2 separate regions of the Homo sapiens genome follow, and region 2 is linked to region 1. A link is an interaction called in ENCODE POLR2A ChIA-PET data of the cell type or tissue named here. Cell type or tissue: MCF 10A. All regions are shown on one strand. Links, peaks and the distances in the headings refer to the core of each region. The heading gives the core; the rest is flanking DNA. Region 1 has its middle 68 kb from the start of ALOX12. Region 2 has its middle 40 kb from the start of TEKT1.

What was found. ChIA-PET counts read pairs that join two places held together with the same protein. Peaks named below come from ENCODE experiments on the same cell type or tissue, not always from the same donor. Only the 100,000 strongest peaks of a DNase experiment are listed, where the experiment ranks them.
Region 2: POLR2A ChIA-PET joins it to region 1 with 5 read pairs; 3 of 35 experiments call an interaction of 5 or more read pairs at or near these places.

The regions. Positions count from the first base shown.
Region 1 is chr17:6,926,161-6,929,083 of GRCh38, reverse strand. It overlaps the pseudogene SPICP3. Among named protein-coding and RNA genes, the nearest start is that of ALOX12, 68 kb to the left of the region's middle. In MCF 10A, for the core only: no CTCF peak of the experiment used is centred there; a DNase peak (open chromatin) is centred at 1,623.
Region 2 is chr17:6,870,753-6,873,675 of GRCh38, reverse strand. It overlaps the pseudogene ALOX12P2. Among named protein-coding and RNA genes, the nearest start is that of TEKT1, 40 kb to the right of the region's middle. In MCF 10A, for the core only: no CTCF peak of the experiment used is centred there; DNase peaks (open chromatin) are centred at 1,415 and 2,655.

The DNA.
Region 1 (2,923 bases), core at 116-2,615:
TAAAATTTGAAGTCAGGTAGTGTAATGCCTCCAGCTTTGTTCCTTTTGCTCAGATTGCTTTGGTTATTTGGGGTCTTTTGTGGTTCCATATATGTCTTAAGATTTTTTTCTATTTCTGTAGAGAATGTAATTGGATTGCATTTAATCTGTAAATTGCTTTGAGTAGTATTATAATTTAACCAATATTAAGTATTTCAGTTCGTGAATCTGGAATATCTTTTCATTTTGTTGTGTCCCTTTCAATTTCTTTCCCAATATTTTAGTATGGTATTTCTTTATCTCTTTGCTTTTGTCTTCACAAATTTTAGCTTAGGATGCAGAATTTGGCCTTTTCAAATTCTGACTCCCAGTCCTCAAGGATTGCAAGGTATGGGTATAAAGATTTTTCTAAAAAATGAAGTTTCATTATTCCCTCTCTGCTTTTAGATAGTATAGCTTGGACTGAACTTCTGCTTTTCTCATATAATATTATTTGAGGCCACAAGTAATGTTCAATATCTTGCTATTTTTCTTGGGGCTGAGTCCAAAGATTTAACAAATCATTGGATAGCCAGTTGCATTTCTACTGTATAACAAAACTTTTCAAATATTATTTAGGGATGGGAATAATTATCTCCTCTCTGTTTTGCACCCCACACTATCTCAGCTATTTTCATATGTTAGAGCCTGTTACTTAAATTATCTGATTCTTAGGTATAAATGACTCAGGACTTTTTCCTTTGCAGATGACAGAAACCCAACTCAAAACTGCTTTAACAAAATTAAAGTGGGTGGTGGGGAGTGCAGATGTGTGTTTCAGAGGAGGGAAGATTATCTCCACATCTACAAGTACATGCTAGATTGGGCACTGATGGACAGAATCATCAGTTTATTAGTGAAGCATAACTTGTGTGAACGAGACAAGCTGGCTCAAGCATTTGAAGATGCTTTTGAGGTACTGAGGCAACATTCAACTGGAGATCTTCAAAACTTACCTGGTTTTCATCAGTGATTGTACCCATGTCAGAGGAGATTCCAACTGCTATGGAATGTTGCTTACAGAGGAATCTATTTATAATTGGAGAACTTTAATAAATAATGCTGCAGACTTCTATTTTGAAGGAACCATTCATTGATCTTTGTGGAACATAACTGAAAGCCAGCTGGTGCAGTCTGCTGTTTTCCAGCAACAGGGAGGACAAGGCGGGAAGCTTCTCTGACTGTTTGAATAACTTCACAAATCTCAGTATAATCCCAAGATGGCATCTGCATTCAGTAAGTAGATAAAACCAAAGGCAGTTTCCAGTTTGTATCAAAAAATGAAGAAAAATTTGCCAAACTTTGAGGAATAAGAAAGGGCAATAGGAAGACCATGGTCTATCAGAAAATGGCCAGGGAACTGAGGAATTATGGAAAAACTCAGGAAATCAACAAAATCTGGAGAAAGCTCATTTACCAATGAGCTTCAGTGGGGCCATTCTCTGAAGATCTCTCCATCTTGTTTCTCTGAGAAAGAGATCGTCTACTCACAGTATGTTCAACTGATCAAGAACATCTCAGTTTAAGTAATTGGAATGCAAACTAAAATTTTACATATGCCAGTTACCATGAGCTTAGTCACCATGATTGCTAAATATACTCTCCCATTTCATCATCTTTTTTGGCATTAGAAATCCCTACAAGCTTCAGGATTTTTCTCTTAAAGCAAATACTGAAGATAAAAAAATTAGCTTCATTCAGGCTATCTTTTATCAAATAGCACATAATTTATACAGACTTGGTGGGAAATTCTGCCAGTGAACAACTTTGTTGTTTCAAATCATCAAGCCCCATTTGAAAGTATGGACTAAATATCCTTGCTTTTACTATTCTCTATGCAGCCACTTTCTTCTAGGTTAACAATGCCAGTGCAGATGATTTGATTTATGTATTAATTTAAACATTTTCCTGTCTTACACTCAGGTGAAAAATCATTTGGATATATATCTGATGGCTTTACAAAAATTATTTACAAAAAGTAATTGCATATAATACAGTGTTTATGCCAAAGTATGTTTATGTCTTAAAAACTTTAGTGGAAATGTGTATTCAGGTCCCTTGCTCATTTTCTAATTGGGTTTCTTGTTTTCTTAATATTGAGTTGTTGGAGCTCCTTCTGTATTTTGGATATTAATCCCTTGTCAGATGTATGGCTTGCAGCTGTTTTCTCCCAATCTGTGAGTTGTTTCTGCATGCTGTTGGTTGTTTCATTGGCTATGCAGAAGCTTTTTAGTTTGATGTAATCTGATTTGTCTATTTTTGCTTTTGTTGCCTGTGCTTTTGGGGTCACATCCAAAAAACCGTTGCCCAGAGAGTGTCATGTAGTTTTTCCTCCCTGTGTTTTCTTCCAGTAAGTTTAGAGTTTCTGGTATTACGTTTGAATCTTTAATTCATTTTAATTTGATTTTTAGTTCTATATATGGTGTGAGATAAGGGTCCAATTTTATTGTTCTGCAGGTGGAAATTTCATTTTCCCAACACTATTTATTGAAGGGACTGTCCTCTTCCTATTGCGTATTCTGGTACCTTTGTTGAAAATCAATTGACTGTATAGTAGTAGGTTAATTTCCAAGCTCTCTATTCCACTCCATTAGTCAATGTGTCTGTCTTTTTTTTTTTTTTTTTTTCCAATACCATGTTGTTTTGATTGCTATAGATTTGTAGTATACTTTGAAATCTGGTGGTGTGATACCTCCAGCTTTGTCCTTTTTGTTCATGATTGCCTTGGTTGTTTGAGGTTTTTGTTGTCCATATGAATTTTTGTTTTGTTTTGTTTTTTGAGATGGAGTCTCACTCTATGGCCCAAACTGGAGTGCAAGTGGTGCAATCAAGGCTCACTGCAACCTCCGCCTCCCAGCTTCAAGTGATTCTCGTCCCTCAGCCTCCCAAGTAGCTGGGATTACAG
Region 2 (2,923 bases), core at 319-2,818, 56 kb after region 1:
CGACAACAAAGAGATGAATTAGTCTCTGTCTATGAATACCACTTAGAAAACAACTGGAAAGATTACCCAGGTTTAACTCTAAACGGCATCTGCTTTAGTTACCAGTTTTGTTAATGAGCTCCATACTAAACTCAGAGAGTTTACTCATACTAATTAACATCGTATTAATTATATGCTCCTCTCCACCTGTCCTAATTCAAGTTATACCTATTTGTGGACCTAGAAGGTAAGAGTAAAGCAGAGGGCTGATCTGCTTTTTACACAATTTCCCTTTGTCTCTTTGAATTTCATGCTTTCATACATCATCTGTGAAGGAAGCCAAGAGAGAATGAAATTCCACTTAAGTAACTGGCCAAAGGTACCACTGCCAAAATGCCCCTCTCTTTAAGATCCATGTTTTAGCAGAAACCCAAAAGATGTACAGGCATCTAAATAATCTGAAAAATGCAAACTCATGGATCTCCAACTGAAACAACTCATGGGGAATCACCCCAAGGCCTTGAAGTCACCTCGACATCCCTACGATCATGAGTAGTCTGGAGCACCTGTAATTATCTCAAGGTCCAAAAAGAAAAACGTCAGCATCCCAGTGACTCCCCTTTGAGGAATCTGCTCTTGTGCACCCCCTGATACCCTTGAACACACAGGGAGAAATAATAATCCCAGTCAGTGAGCACCCTATGACCTTTCTAATAGATACTAGAACCACCTACTCTACCCTTAACCCTCACAATTCCTTACCATAATGCCTCAGTAGTGGGGGTGGATGATTTGCCTCTTTCTAAGCCCCTTTTGGTGTCTCTTGGACTCCATCATGCCCAACACAGCTTTTTGTTAAATTTCACAATCCCTGTTAATCTATTAGCAGGGATTTACTTTCTATTTGGAATGTTAATATTTTTGTTTATCCGACGTACTAATTCCTGAAGTTCTGGAACTCCTTCCCCCTGGCCTTTATCCTCCAACAGCTCTGATAGATCACCCGTTTCCTTGCTCCCCCCATAATTCCCCAAGCCCTTGGCATCCCTCACTCAGAACATGCTCACTCACATCCATCAGTTTCTTTGGCTACAGGATCAACAGACATATTGGGGAAGTAGGGCCCTTAAAAGTAGAAATAGACTCCACCATTCCCCCTCCATGGACTATCCCAGTTTCCTTCAAAATCTGAAGCAAGTGAAGGTCTCAGATCTGTTTATTATTCAAGGATTCCTTGACAAAAGGTTCCGCATCCCTATTTGCAGTTCCTGTAACGCCTTTGTTTTCCATGTACAACACCTAAGATTAGACACTGCTATAAGAAAATGAAATGGCTGAGTGTAGTGTGATGAGTCACCCACCAGATTACTTAAGGATCTATGTCTGCTGCCTGAACCCTGAAAGCTAGGCAGTGAGTCAGTGGCCCACCCAAGGAGCAGGTATCCCTGAGAACCGAAACATCCCAGAGTATATCTGAGAGCATACCAAGGAAAACAGTCCCATTGCGCACACACAGTAGGAAAAGAGCCAGAAAATTAGCCTAAAAGCAGCTTAGAGGCCGGGCGCGGTGGCTCATGCCTGTAATCCCAGCACTTTGGGAGGCCAAGGTGGGCGGATCACGAGGTCAGGAGATCCAGACCATCCTGGCTAATACGGTGAAACCCCGTCTCTACTAAAAATACAAAAAATTAGCTGGGCGAGGTGGCGGGTGCCTGTAGTCCCAGCTACTCGGGAGGCTGAGGCAGGAGAATGGCGTGAACCTGGGAGGCGGAGCTTGCAGTGAGCCGAGATCGGGCCACTGTACTCCAGCCTGGGCGACAGAGCGAGGAGACTCCGTCTCCCAAAAAAAAAAAAAAAAAAAAAAAAAAAAGCAGCTTAGAAAGGTGACTATAGTCAATAATATTTACACATTAAATAAATGTATAAATATATATAAATAAATTTAAAATAACTAAGAGCATAACTGGATTGTTTATAACACAAAGAATAAATGCTTGAGGGGATGAATACCTCATTTTCCATGATGTGTTTATTATGTATTACATGCCAATATCAAAACATCTCATATACCCCATACACCTACTATGAGGTATATGAGTAGGTATATATCTACTACGCACCCACGAAAATTAATACAAAATTATTTTAAAGTTGGCCAGGCGTGGTGGCTCACGCCTGTAGTCCCAGCACTTTGGGAGGCCAAGGCGGGTCGATCACAAGGTCAGGAGATCGAGACCATCCTGGCTAACACGGTGAAACCCCGTCTCTACTAAAAATACAAAAAAAATTAGCCAGGTGTGGTGGCAGGCGCCTGTAATCCCAGCTACTGGGGAGGCTGAGGCAGGAGAATGGCATGAACCTGGGAGGCGGAGCTTGCAGTGAGCCGAGATAGTGCCACCATACTCCAGCCTGGGCTACAGAGCGAGACTCCGTCTCAAAAAAATAAAATTATTTTAAAGTAAAAATAAATAGATCATAAATGAAAAGCAGACAGGTGGCAGAGCAGACCTCCATGTTGTCCTGCTGCCTTGCTGCTGCCCAGGAGTACCCTGTAGGTAAGTCCCAATAAACTCATCTACTCCTCAAACTGAACTTATCTAAGTCATTCTTTGGTGTCTTGGCTCCTTCCCAGTATGGGGGAACTTGCTTCTATACTGTTCTGGCTTTTTCCCATAACAAATGGTGGTTGCTGGGAACTAGGGGGAGGAGGGCAAGTTGCAGAATAGGGAGTTGTTTAATGGGAATAGTTTCAGTTTTGCAAGACGAAGAGTTCTGGAGAATGACTGCCAACAATGTGAATGTATTTAACACTACTGAGCTGTACACTTACAAATGATTAAGATGGTAAATTTTATGTATATTTTGTCACAATTAAGAATAAAAACTTAAAAATGGGCAAAAGAGGCCGTGCACGGTGGCTCACGCCTGTAATCCCAGCACTTTG